2 separate regions of the Homo sapiens genome follow, and region 2 is linked to region 1. A link is a contact called in ENCODE Hi-C or POLR2A ChIA-PET data. All regions are on one chromosome and are shown on one strand. Each heading gives the region's core, a stretch centred on a gene start or an enhancer-like site at or near the end of the contact. The rest is flanking DNA. Distances are from core to core; before and after follow the strand shown. Region 1 holds the start of NPAS1 (neuronal PAS domain protein 1). Region 2 overlaps CCDC9 (coiled-coil domain containing 9).

Region 1 (6,780 bases), core at 2,457-4,956:
AGTGATCCGCCCACCTTGGCCTCCCAAGCTGCTGGGATTACAGGCTTGAGCCACCGTGCCCAGCCTCTTTCTGAGGCTGTGAAAGAGAATCAGTCAGTCTGTAATCCTAGCACTTTGGGAGGCTGAGGCAGACAGATCATGAGGTCAGGAGTTTGAGACCAGCCTGACTAACATGGTGAAAACCCGTCTCTACTAAAAATACAAAAATTAGCCGGGCATGGTGGTGCATGCCTGTAATCTCAACTGCTCGAGAGGCTGAGGCAGGAGAATCACTTGAACCCTGGAGGCAGAGGTTGCAGTGAGCCGAGATCGTGCCACTGCGCTCCAGCCTAGGCAACAGAGTAAGACTCTGTCTCGAAAAATTAAATTAAATTAAATTAAATTAAAATTAAAATAATAATTATAAGCCCATTACAGGCCAACATAAATATTTTATGAAAAATATATTTTCCAATTAAAAAAAAAGTTAGTGAAGGGAGTGGCATTCTTTTACATTTTTGCAAATCTCTTTAACGTCCAGCTTTTATAGAAGATGGCTGGACCTTGGGCTGGGCACTGTGCTTACGCCTGTGATCCCAGCACTTTGGGAGGCTGAGGTGGGAAGACTGCTTGAGGCCAAGAGTTCAAGACAAGCCTGGGCAACATAGCAAGACCTCAAAAAAAAAAGAAAGAAAAAGAAAGAAAGAAAAGAAAAGAAAAGGAAAGAGAGAGAGAAAGAAAGAAAGAAAGAAAGAAAGAAAGAAAGAAAGAAAGAAAGAAAGAAAGAAAGAGAAAGAAAAAGAAAGAAAGAAAGAAGGGAAGGAAGGAAGGAATAACAGTAAGAAGAAGATGGCTGGGCCTCACGGCTGCTTCTGCATTTGGTCTGTTGTGATATCACACATCACACAGCATCTGGAAATCTCCACCAGACAACAGAATGAAGTGAAAAAGGCAGAAAATGTCTCGGTATGAAAATTTGACCCAGCACACCGAAGAGACCAGTTCTCAGGTCACATTGAGACCTTCTAAAATAAACTTATTTTATCTTCACTATGATGCTATGAGGTGGGTACTAGAATTAAAATATCCTCATTCTACAAGGGAGAAAACGAAGGCCCAGAGAGGTGAAGTTACTTGCCCAGAGTCATACAGCAGTAAATGGCAGAGCTGAGGTTTCAACACCACCAATTACTCTTAACCTCACAAAATCCATGTGTAGGCCAGGCATGGTGGCTCACGCCTGTAATCCCAGCACTTTGGGAGGCTGAGGCGGGCAGGTCACAATGAGGTCAGGAGTTTGAGACCAGCCTGACCAACATGGTGAAACCCCATCTCTACTAAAAATACAAAAATTAGCCAGGCGTAGTGGTGCGCACCTGTAATCCCACCTACTCAGGAGACTGAGGCAGGAGAATCGCTTGAACCTGGGAAGTGGAGGTTGCAGTGAGCCGAGATCCTGCCACTGCACTCCAGCCTGGGTGAGAAAGCGAGACTCCATCTCAAAAAAAAAAAAAAAATCCGTGTGTATGTGCAATCATAAATAAATACAGGCCAGGCTGGGCGACCTGGCTCACGCCATAATCCCAGCACATTGGGAGGCTGAGGCAGGAGGATTGCTTGAAGCCAGGAGTTCAAGACCAGCCTGGGCAACATAGCAAGACCCTCTCTCTACAAAACTTTTTTTTTTTTTTTGAGACGGAGTCTCGCTCTGTCTGCCAGGCTGGAGTATAGTGGCGTGATCTCAGCTCACTGCAACCTCCGCCTCCCAGGTTCAAGCGATTCTCCAGCCTCAGCCTCCTGAGTAGCTGGGACTACAGGTGCACGCCACTGTGTCCAGCTAATTTTTGTATTTTTAGTAGAGATGGGGTTTCACCATGTTGGCCAGGCTGGTCTTGAACTCCTGACGTCAGGTGATCCACCCGCCTCAGCCTCCCAAAGTGCTGGGATTACAGGCATGAGCCACTGCGCCCGGCCAACAAAACATTTTTAAAAAATAGCTGGGTGGGGTGGTGCATACCTGTAGTCCCAGCCACTTAGGAGGCTAGGTGGGAGAATCTCTTGAGCCTGGGAGTTCAAGGCTGCAGTGAGTAGTGATCATGCAGCCTGGGTGACAGAGCGAGAAGACTGTGTCTCAAAAATAATTAATTAATTAATTAATGGCACAAGTGTACCTCTCATGGCTGGCATAGCACCTGCCCAGGCTGCACAGCCAGGAAGTGCTGTCAGGAGACAGGAGCCCATGATCTGAGCTTGATTCCTTGCCCTGAAACTCTAGCAAGTCTCTCTGGGGATAAATAAGGATCTGTTGTCTGAGAGGCCACTATCACCAGGCTATATCACTTCCCCATGTCTCGGTTTCCCTAGTTGTAAAATGCATCTAGTAACAGAGCCCATCTCAGAATCTTGCTATAAAATAAAGTATTAGCAAAAAACAAGCACTCCCTTAAGTGTTAACTATGAGGATCATGAATGAGTTTGTGTGTTGTGAGCAAATGCACACGGGTGTTTGTGTGTGCCTCAGTTTCCCCATCTGCCCAACCAAAGGCCAGCGCGTGCTCCCTGCAAGCCCCTGACTGTATGCCTCTTCTAAGACTCCCTGCTCCATTTTCTTTTTCTTTTCTTTTCTTTCGAAATGGACTCTCCTTCTCTGACCCGGGCTGGAGCGCAGTGGCGGGATCTCGGCTCACTGCAACCTCCGCCTCCCAGGTTCAAGGGATTTTCCTGCCTCAGCCTCCCGAGTAGCTGGGATTACAGGCGCCCACCACCACACCCGGCTAATTTTTGTATTTTTAGTAGAGACAGGGTTTCACTATGTTGGCCAGGCTGGCCTTGAACTCCTGACCTCGGGTGATCCAACCGCCCTGGCCTCCCAAGGTGCTGGGATTATAGGTGTAAGCCACCGCGCCCGGCCCCAGCTCCATTTTCTTTCCCCATGTTAAGGTCATGTAGAGGCTTTTAAGTGCCTGGAGACCCCCATGCCAGGGAGGACCCTGAGAACGGGAAGTGGGGGCTGCATGGAGAGAAGGAGCTAGGGGAACTGTAGGACCTCCTATCAGACTGGGGAAGGCCTGGCTTGGACGCCTGGGTTCCCGTCCTCTGTGCGAGGTACTACAACCCCTGAGTTCCCATTTATGATCTAATGGGGAGCTTGGATGTAAGGGTTCCCGTCCCTGCGGCGGGGGATGGAGATAAGACGCCAGGATCCTGGTCTCTGGAGCTCCTTAGAGAGCTGGATCCTGGTCCCTGACGAGGGAGGTGTATGTCCCCCTTTTAAGGCGGGTTGGGTTTGGATGCGAAGTCCCAGCCCTGTGGGGGGAGAGTGTGCTGACACTCAGGAGTTCTCTCCCGGAAAGGGAGGGTCTCGAATTCTGGATTTGTGTCCCTGGAGGAAGCACTGACGTGAGTCTTCACTCGTACATGGGGCTCGGCTGCAGGGTACCTGTCTTGTCCCGAGGGGCTGCTGGGGCACTAACTGCCTCCTGAAGGGGTGTAGACAGTGCCCGGACTCCGCTGTTCCCCTTTTGGAGTGGGGTAGCTCCGATCCGAGGTGCTACATTCTGACCCCCGACGTTACCGTGGGGCAAGGGAACTCGGACCCCAGGGTAGCTTGGCCCCCTACCAGGGAAAGGCGAGCAGGGCGGGTCCGGGGGCGGAGACGCGGCGGGCGGGGCTCCGGCAGACCCCGCCCCCGCCCGCAGCGCTGGTCGCGCGTCTCCAAGTCTGCGAGGCCGAGGTGGGCGCCGAGAGCTGGGCGCCACAGCCCGCGCGTCCCGCTGCGCCCCGCGCGCCCCGGGGTCTATGGAGCTGCCCCTCCGCGCCGCCCGGCCGGCCCCACGCCGCGCCCGGAGCCTGCTCTGCGGCCAAGTAATCGGACTGGCGGTCCTGCGGGTAGGGGAAGCTTGCGGGCTGGCAGGAGGGGGACTTCTGGGTCCCAGAGGAATGGGGGGCTGGAACTCCAGTGTCCTGGGGGATAGGGGGTGGGACGAGGGTATCCCGAGCCTGGGGGAAGGGGCGCACGGATGTTTGAGTCCTGGAGAAATCTGGGGTTGGGAGACCTGGACACGGGGGTCTGGGGCATCTGGACACCTGGCTGGGAGGTTTGGGGGCGGCCTGGTTCCTGGGGTTAGGGGGTGTTCTGAACGCCTGGTCCTGGAGGAATGAAGACCTAACTGAAAACGTTAGGGGATCAGGAGACCAGGACACCTGGGCCCCGAGTGTCGGGTCAATCCTGGGGGCGTCCTGGGGCAGAGGCTGCGGCGGCTGCGTCCGGGGCTGGGGCTCGCGCGCCGGGGTCTTCAGGGAGGAAGTTGTGGTCGTGGGGATGTGGCGGTCCGAACACGTGGCGCCATCCCGAGAGGCTGGGGGGATCCCTGGGCAGGACACAGGATGGGGGTCCCTGCCCTCTGCCCCCTGCCTCCTTAGCCCAGCCGGGAAAACAGGGTGCAGATCCGGGGAGTCAGACACCGGGGATGGGCTTGGGGGGCGGGTCCTCGGGGCAGAGGGCTCCGGGGGCTGGGGCGTGCGTGCCTGGCCCGGGAGGCGCCCGCCCCCCGCCCGGCTTGGGCATGCTTGGCACGCAGCGCGCGGGCCGGTTCGATCCGTATGCGCGCCGCGTGCGCCCATTGGTATGCGGGAGCCGGCCCGGCGCGGGCGTGAGGCGGGCGCGCTGGCGGGCGGCGCGGGGGAGGCGGCGGCGGGGCACGTCCTCACCCGGAGCGCCAGCCCCGGGCCGGCTAGGGTGGGAGCTGAGGCCTCCAGGTAGGGGAAACTGAGGCATCATCCAGGCCCCCCCCCCCCCAGCTCCTTGCTGGGACCCTGAGCCCTGCACGGATCTCAGTTTCCCTAGAAGGTCTCCCGAGGGCACTAAGCGTTGCCCCTGGCCCCCTCCCGCTGCAGGAGACTCGGGGCTCGGAGCCCGCCTGAGCGAGCCCCCCGGAGATGGCGGCCCCCTATCCCGGCAGTGGCGGCGGAAGCGAGGTCAAATGCGTGGGAGGCCGCGGCGCCAGCGTCCCCTGGGACTTTCTACCCGGGCTGATGGTCAAGGCGCCGTCCGGACCGTGGTGAGCAAAGCCCCGCCCCCCTGGCCGCGGGCCCCCCCCCGGGTCCAATTCACACCCGATGTTCTGTCCCCGTGCCAAGGGGCAGTTCACACCCAGCTCCCTGACCCGCCCCTTAGGGCTAGAAGGTCTTACCTTGAGTTAACTACCGTCCTGAGCCCGGTCCCCTGCGTTCTGCTTCTAGTCCCGGTCCTCAGAATTCACGCCCAACATCTTTAATCTCTCGCCCTTCCTCCTCCTTCCCACCAGAATTGACACTCGAGGTTCTGTCCCTGGGTCGGAGTGTAAAATCCACACTCCGGTCTGCTCCCACCTCCAGAGATGTGGAATCCACTCCCAACGTCCCGTCCCGTTCCCAAGGCCCCGGGAGGCGGGGCTCGCCCCCAGTTCCCAAGCCCCTGAGCCCCGGGGCCCCGCCGACACCTCCTCCGCGCCGCCCGCCCAGCCTGCAGGCGCAGCGCAAGGAGAAGTCCCGGAACGCGGCGCGCTCGCGGCGCGGGAAGGAGAACCTGGAGTTCTTCGAGCTGGCCAAGCTTCTCCCGCTGCCCGGCGCCATCTCCAGCCAGCTGGACAAGGCTTCCATCGTGCGCCTCAGCGTCACCTACCTCCGCCTGCGCCGGTTCGCCGCGCTGGGGGCGCCGCCCTGGGGGCTGAGAGCCGCGGGGCCGCCAGCTGGCCTCGGTGAGTGCTCATGCGCGGGGCGAGGGTCCCGGGGCCCTCCAGGCGGAGTCACTGCAGCCCAGATCCGGGCTGCGGGCCTGCCCTCGCCCAGATGCTTGTCTCTGGAGTCAGCCAGGACCTTTGCGTGTCCCTATCAGGTGGCTTCTGCTCTCCAAGCCTCAGTTTATTAAACTGTCAAATGGGCGCAAGAGGTTGGGAAGATTTCGTGAATTCTGCCCTAAACAAGGCCCTGGCAGTTCTAGTGGTCACTGGTAAATGCTATTCCTATATTTTTATTAGAGGAGAGGAATCATTATTACAACCAAAGAAACTCCCAGCTGCATGAGCGGGACAGAGGGGACTCACCCTGGCTTGGGACGCCCATTCGCTAATGGGCGAGATACCCTGGATCCAGACCTGAGGGGCCCCGGCGGGAACGCAAGGACTGTACAGTCTGAGCCCCCAGTTGGAGGAGCAAGAGGGAGACAGTATGATGTGGCGGATGAGATGGGGAACTTCAGGAAGATGCCCCAGGGTTCCTGTCGCCGCGCAGCCACCTCCCAGCTTTGCAACCCCGGGCAGGTCGCCTCACTTCTCTGTGCCTTAATGTGAAGTGGGAAAAAACGGTCCAACCTCCCCCAGGGGGCTGAGCAGAGAATCAACCAGGTCATATTTGCAAAGTCCCTGGAAGTGCCTAGCTCAGAGCAAGCCACCGCTATGCGGCCAATGCTGTTATCAGCAGTAACCTTGCAGGGCTGCTGGAGGGGTTCGGGGCATGGAGGAGGGGGCGGGGGGGCTGTCGCTTTTGGAGCATCTCCTGCCTGTCTGGCACTTTTCTGAGCGCTGGGATTGAGCAGGAGAAACAATCTAGACAAAAGTCCCTGCCCCGGAGCGGCTGGCATCCTAGTGGCCAAGACGCAATAAAGAAATAGGCAAAGCAATATAATCTAGAATATGTAAAAATATAAACTCTGTAAGATACAGATAAATATCTAAGTTTATTATTATTACTCAGACTTTATTATTGAGACATAGAAGTGCTGTTATGTTATTATTACTTCTATTTTATGTGTTTGTTACAGCT
Region 2 (6,074 bases), core at 2,569-5,068, 240 kb after region 1:
TTTCTCACCTCTCCCTTCCTTAAAACCTTTTCATGGCTCCCCATCACTGTCAGGATAAAGGCCAAAGGCCTTAGCCTGACATCCCTTCTTTCATTCCATTATTCATTCATTCATTCATTTGTTCACAAATATTCCCCAAGATCTTTACCAGCCCCAGTGCTGAGTGGTGCTGGGGATATAGCTGTGACTGAGACAGACCCAGGCCTGCCCCCTCCAGGGTCCACCGTCTAGTCAGGGAGACAGCCCTGTCCTCAGGGATGCCCCAGAGCAGACAAGTCTGGAATCAGGAAATTCAGGGGTCTGTGGGAGTCCAGAGGAGGCTCTTGACCCAGCCTTGGGGATATCAGGGAGGGCTTCCTGGAGGAGTGGACTCTGAGGCTTGAGTGGTGAGTAGACAATAGCCAGTTGAAAAGGCGAGGGGAACATGTTTCAGGCAGAAAGAACAGTTTGTGCAAATGTTGGAAGCAAGAGAGAGCTTGGAGCTTCAAGTTGGAGGGTTGGTTAGGAGAGAATTGACCTGGGCAGGTCAGCAGGGGCCAGGCTGTGCTAGGCCCTGAATGCCACCAGGATGAGTTTGGACTTTGTCCTGAGGGCACTGGGGAGCCAGGGAGAGCCTTGAGCAGGGGTGGGACCGGTCAGAACAGCTCTTTAGGAAGACGCCTCTGGGTGCTGTGCGGTGGTGGGTGCGAGGAGGTGATACTGGAGCCCAGAGACCAAGGAGGAAGCTGGGGCTGGAACCCTAGTGGGAGAGGAGGTACCTGGCTCAGGGCAGGGCTGTTGAGAGGGACTCAGTTACTGATGGGCAGTTCAGGGCAGGGGGAGGAAGAGGGAGGATTTAGGACAAGGCTGCTGAGTAGGTGATGTGGCTCTCCCTGAGATGGGATCTGGGAGGTGGCATGGGTTTCATTTATTCATTCTTCATGTATTCATTCATTTTAAAAAAGGCATATTGAATTTCCCTTGTGGGCCAGGCAGCGTTCTAGACTTGGGATACACGTCAGTGACATACATCACTGAAAGCAGACAGACATTCCTGTCCCCAGGCAGATTCTGCCGTAGTGGAGGAAGCAGACAGTGAGCGAGACGCATATGGTGCTGGGTGCAAATGGGATGAGAACAGAGAGGGTGGCAGGGGAGCTGGTTTCCACAGGGTGCTCAGGGAAGGCCTCACGAGAAGGCAGCATTGGAGCAGAGACCTACAGGAGGTGAGGGGTTGGAGGGTCTCTGGGAAAAGTGTTCCTGGCAGAGGGATCCGCTGGCGCAAAGCCCCTGAGGCAGGTTTCAGCCTGGTATGTTGTGGGAATAGCAAGGAAGCCGGAGTGATCGTGGGGAGAGGGTGAGAGATGAGGTCGGGGAGGTACCAAGGCCAGACCCCACGGGTCCCACAGGCTGTGGGGAAGGCTGTTACTCAGAGGGGCACCACAGGAACGTTCTGAGTGGGGCTGCAACGTGCTGAGGTTTGAGGGATATGAGCGGCCTTCTTGTTCAGAGTCCAGGAGAGAGGCCTGGGCTGGGGCCAGACTTAGGAGGAGTTCAGGGGTCTGGGAGTCCGTCTGGCAGACAGGGCACCTGATGCTTCCCTACCCCGGCTGTCTGCTCCTAGGAGATTGAGGAAGACCGTAAGAAAGCTGAACTTGAGGGAGTCGCAGTCACAGCTCCCCGAAAGGGCCGCTCAGTGGAGAAGGAGAACGTGGCAGTGGAGTCGGTGAGCTCGTCACTGGGGTGTGGGACCCTGAGGATGGGGAGGGGCAGAGGGTTGAGGCCTGGGACCCAGGAGCCCCCAGCTGTCCTGCACCAGTGGGTGGCCTCCATCCTGGCCGCATGCCTCCCTGCCCCAGTGACTGTATTTTCCCCATCTCCCCTCTTCCAGGAGAAGAACCTGGGTCCTTCCCGGAGGTCTCCTGGGACCCCTCGGCCCCCAGGGGCCAGCAAGGGGGGCCGGACTCCTCCACAGCAGGGAGGCCGGGCCGGCATGGGCCGAGCATCGCGCAGCTGGGAGGGCAGCCCCGGGGAGCAGCCTCGAGGAGGAGGAGCTGGGGGCCGTGGCCGGAGGGGCCGGGGCCGAGGTTCACCTCACCTCTCTGGAGCTGGAGACACCTCAATCTCTGACCGTAAATCCAAGGTAGGAGCTAGGCAGCGCCTGGAGCCCTGGCTGAGGTTCTCTGTTGTCTGTTTCTGTTTTTTCCTCCTCTCAGATGCACATTTGTCCTGTGTGTCCATCTTTCAGTATCTCTCTCTGAGCCTTTGCATCTGGCTCTGTTTCTCTCTTCCTCCACCTCCTTCTCCTCCTCCTGCTCCCCCTCTTCTAGTTCCCCCTGTTCCTTCCCTCTCACGCCTAGAGCTCGTGTGTTTTTCCTTGTCTCTTTCTCTCCTACTCCTGCTCCCCGTCTTCTTGTTCCTCCTCGCCTTCCTTCCCTCCCCTCTCCTGCTTAGTGCTGCGTGTCCCTCCCTGTCCCTCTCTGTCTCCCTTTTTCTCGCTCTCTGGTGCATGCTTGCCCACTCATCCTCCGTCCCCATCTCTCCTCCCTTTCTGGCACTGTGTGTCTGTCTGGTGGGCTCTCTCTATCTGGTGTGCTTGTGAGCACAGGCTCTGTGTGGCATTCTGTTTCTGTGTGTTTCTCTTGGTCCCCGGCTTTGGTTATGGGGAGCAGTGATTTTACTGTAACTACCTCACTCACCCCTGACGTGCAGGTCAGCAGGGTGGGAGTCTGTCTAGCTGAGTGGCTTACAGCCCACCGTGGACATGGGTTGAATCTGGTTCTGTGAGCTACCTGGCCTTGGGCAGCTCACTTCCCCTGTGAGCTTCTGGTTCTAGCACTTACACGGGAATAAGAAAATTCAAAAATTAGCTGGACGTGGTGGTGGGCACCTGTAATCCCAGCTACTTGGGAGGCTGAGGCAGGAGGATCACTTAAACCTGGGAGGTGGAGGTCACAGTGAGCCGAGATCATGCCACTGCACTCCAGCCTGGGCGACAGAATGAGACTCTGTATCAAAAAAAAAAAAAAAAAAAAAAAATGCTGGGCGTGGTGGCTCACGAGGCCTGTAATCCCAGCACTTTGGGAGGCTGAGGTGGGCGGATCACCTGAAGTCAGGAGTTCGAGACCAGCCTGGCCAACATGGCGAAACCCCATCTCTACTAAAAGTACAAAAATTAGCCGGGTGTGGTGGCACACGCCTGTAATCCCAGCTACTCGGGAGGCTGAGGCAGAAGAATTGCTTGAACCTGGGAGGTGGAGGTTGCAGTGAGCCGAGATTGCGCCATTGTACTCCAGCCTGGACAACAAGAGTGAAACTCCGTCTCAAAAAAAAAAAAATAATTAGACTTAAATTGGGCATGCCAAGCTGCTGTCACACAAAGACTCCAAAAATTTCATGACCTAAGTGGAGTAGGAGTTTATTTCTCCCTTGTATGCTGAGCCCTGCAGGGAGGTGGGTGGTCCAGGGGGTGAGGCCCTGCTCCATGATGTCACTCAGGGACCCAGGTTCCTGCTTTTTTTTTTTTTTTTTTTTTCTTGAGACAGAGTCTCACTTTGTTGCCCAGGCTAGAGTGCAGTGGCATGATCTTGGCTCACTGCAACCTCCGCCTCCTGGGTTCAAGCAATTCTTGTGCTTCAGCCTCCCAAGTAGCTGGGATTACAGGTGTGCACCACCACACCCGGCTAGTTTTTGTGTTTTCAGTAGAGATGGGGTTTCGCCATGTTGGCCAGGCTGGCCTTGAACTCCTGACCTCAGGTGATCCTACCGCCTCGGCCTCCCAAAATGCTGCGATGACATGTGTGAGCTGCTGCGCCCGGCCTGGTTCCTGTTTTTGTTGCTTGGTGGCCCCTAGGTCCTGGTCATTGTCTGTGGTAACAGCTGGGTTGCCGACATGGTTGCGGTTCAGTTCACAGGAAGGGGAAAGATAAGTCTGCTTTATCACTTTTGGTCATGTCCTGTTGGTGAGAACTTAGACACCTGGTCATACCTAACCTCAAAGGAGACTGGGAAATGAAAACGTTGTCTACAGCTGGCTGGCTATTTGCCCATCTAAAATTTTGTCACTAGCTTGGTTACTAGTAACAAGTAGTTACTAGCTACTTGGAATGCTGGGTGCTGTGGTATGGGCTTGTGGTCCTAGCTACTTGGGAAGCTAAGGTGGGAGGATCGCTTGAGCCCAGGAGTTTGAGACCAGGCTGGGCAACAGAGTGAGACCCCATCTCTATAAAAATTTTAAAAATTAACTGGACGTGGTGGTGTGCCCCTGTGGTCCCAGCTACTTACTTGGGAGGCTGAGCCAGCAGGATCACTTGGGAGGCTGAGCCTGGGAGGTCAAGGATGCAGTGAGCTGTGAACACACACCACTACATTCCAGCCTGGGCAACAGAGTAAGACCCTGTCTCAAAAAAAAAAAAAATCAATAAATTTTTGCTACCATGGAAGGAAGAAGGGGAGAACGGATTGTGGTTGGTGGGGGTAGGTCACCTAACCATCTGCCAAGTAATTACTGTTATTACCACCACTATGATTGCGGCAACCTTGGTGTGCCAGGGCCCCCAGCACCCTGACACTGAACTCGCAGGTTCAGTGGTTTGCTAGAAAGACTCATGGCTTAGATTTATCACAGTGAAAGAGATCACAAAGCAAAATCAGCAGGGGGCGGGGTACCTGGGCTGAGGTCTGGAGGAAACCCGGCATGAACTTCCAAGAGTCCTTTCCCTGTGGAGTCCCAGGGGATGCGCTGAATTCCTCCAGCACTGAATTGTGACAACATGTGGCTTACCAGGGATGCCCACGAGAGATTCAGCACTCCAGGTTTTTAATTGGGGGCTGGTTTATTTTTATTTATTGTATTTATTTAGTTTTTAAAATTTCTTTTTGTTTTTGAGATGGAGTTTCACTCTTGTTGCCCAGGCTGGAGTGCAGTGGTATGATTTCGGCTCACTGCAACCTCCGCCTTTTGGTTTCAAGCAATTCTCCTGTCTCAGCCTCCCAAGTAGCTGGGATTACAGGTGCCCACCACCATGCCCGGCTAACTTTTGTATTTTTAGTAGAGACGGGGTTTCACCATGTTGGCCAGGCTGGTCTCGAACTCCTGACCTCGTGATCCACCTGCCTCGGCCTTCCAAAGTGCTGGGAATACAGGCGTGAGCCACTGTGCCCGACCCGTTATTTTTATTTTTATTTTATTTTATTTTTTGAGACAGAGTCCTACTCTGTTGCCCAGGCTGGAGTGCAGTGGCACAATCTCGGCTCACTGCAACGTCCACCTCCTGGGTTCAAGTGATTCTCTTGCCTCAGCCTCCCGAGCAGCTGGGATTACAGGCGCCCACCACCATGCTTGGCTAATTTTTTTCGTATTTTTAGTGAGATGGGGTTTCCCCATGTTAGCCAGCCTGGTCTCAAACTCCTGACCTCAGGTGATCCACCCACTTCGGCCTCCCAAAGTGCTGGGATTACAGGCGTGAGCCACCGCGCCCGGCCACTTTTAAAATTTTTTGTAGAGACAGGGTCTTGCTATGTTGCCTAGTCTGGCCTTGAACTCCTGGGCTGAAGCAATCCTCCTGCCTTGGCCTCCCAAAGTGCTTGGATTAGAGGTGTGAGCCACCATGTCAGCCTGGAGGCTAGTTTTGAACGCAGGCCCCTTCTGTCTAGTATGTACTGAAATTCCAGACCCCCCAGTAGGAAGGCGAATGCAGCGTACAGCGTGTTGTTCGCATAGTCCAAGCCTGGCCAGCCAGCCTCATCAGTTCACTGCTGACCTGGAGCACGCTGAGAGCAAATGGTCAGATGCCAGCAGGCCAGTCCGAGGAGAGGAGCCTCAGGCCTGCTGGGCAGCCCGTCTCCTGCACCGGCAGCTTAATAGTTCTCCCTGAAGCTGGGTGTCCCTATCTTTATCCCCCCAGGAGTGGGAGGAGCGGCGCAGGCAGAACATTGAGAAGATGAATGAGGAGATGGAGAAGATCGCCGAGTATGAGCGCAACCAGCGGGTCAGTGGTGCGGGTGTCCCCGAGGCAGGGCCGAGCTGCCTGGGCTGCGGGGAGCCCGCGCCAACCCCCTGCTCTGCTGCCTGCAGGAAGGGGTTCTTGAACCCA

Evidence for each region. A loop is a pair of places that touch in the nucleus more often than their neighbours do. ChIA-PET counts read pairs that join two places held with the same protein, here RNA polymerase II (POLR2A). Pooled maps may share reads with other maps.
Region 2: POLR2A ChIA-PET joins it to region 1 with 11 read pairs in H1. The contact joins the enhancer-like site here to the promoter of NPAS1 in region 1. A Hi-C loop is called at or near these places in 2 of 50 pooled maps. POLR2A ChIA-PET finds 5 or more read pairs at or near these places in 2 of 52 experiments (A549 and H1).

Annotation. Positions count from the first base shown.
Region 1 is chr19:47,016,131-47,022,910 of GRCh38, forward strand. It overlaps NPAS1 (neuronal PAS domain protein 1), which reads left to right and starts at 3,707. Exons shown (of 12, transcript NM_002517.4): 1 at 3,707-3,867; 2 at 4,876-5,039; 3 at 5,482-5,717. The coding sequence starts at 4,918. RefSeq lists a silencer at 3,644-3,703.
Region 2 is chr19:47,258,718-47,264,791 of GRCh38, forward strand. CCDC9 (coiled-coil domain containing 9) reads left to right here. Exons shown (of 12, transcript NM_015603.3): 4 at 1,604-1,705; 5 at 1,871-2,122; 6 at 5,886-5,969; 7 at 6,056-6,074. Among named protein-coding and RNA genes, the nearest start is that of CCDC9, 5.2 kb to the left of the region's middle. Within about 2 kb of position 3,819, at least 4 of the 41 ENCODE cell types and tissues checked have a DNase peak (open chromatin) inside an H3K27ac peak, as active enhancers do.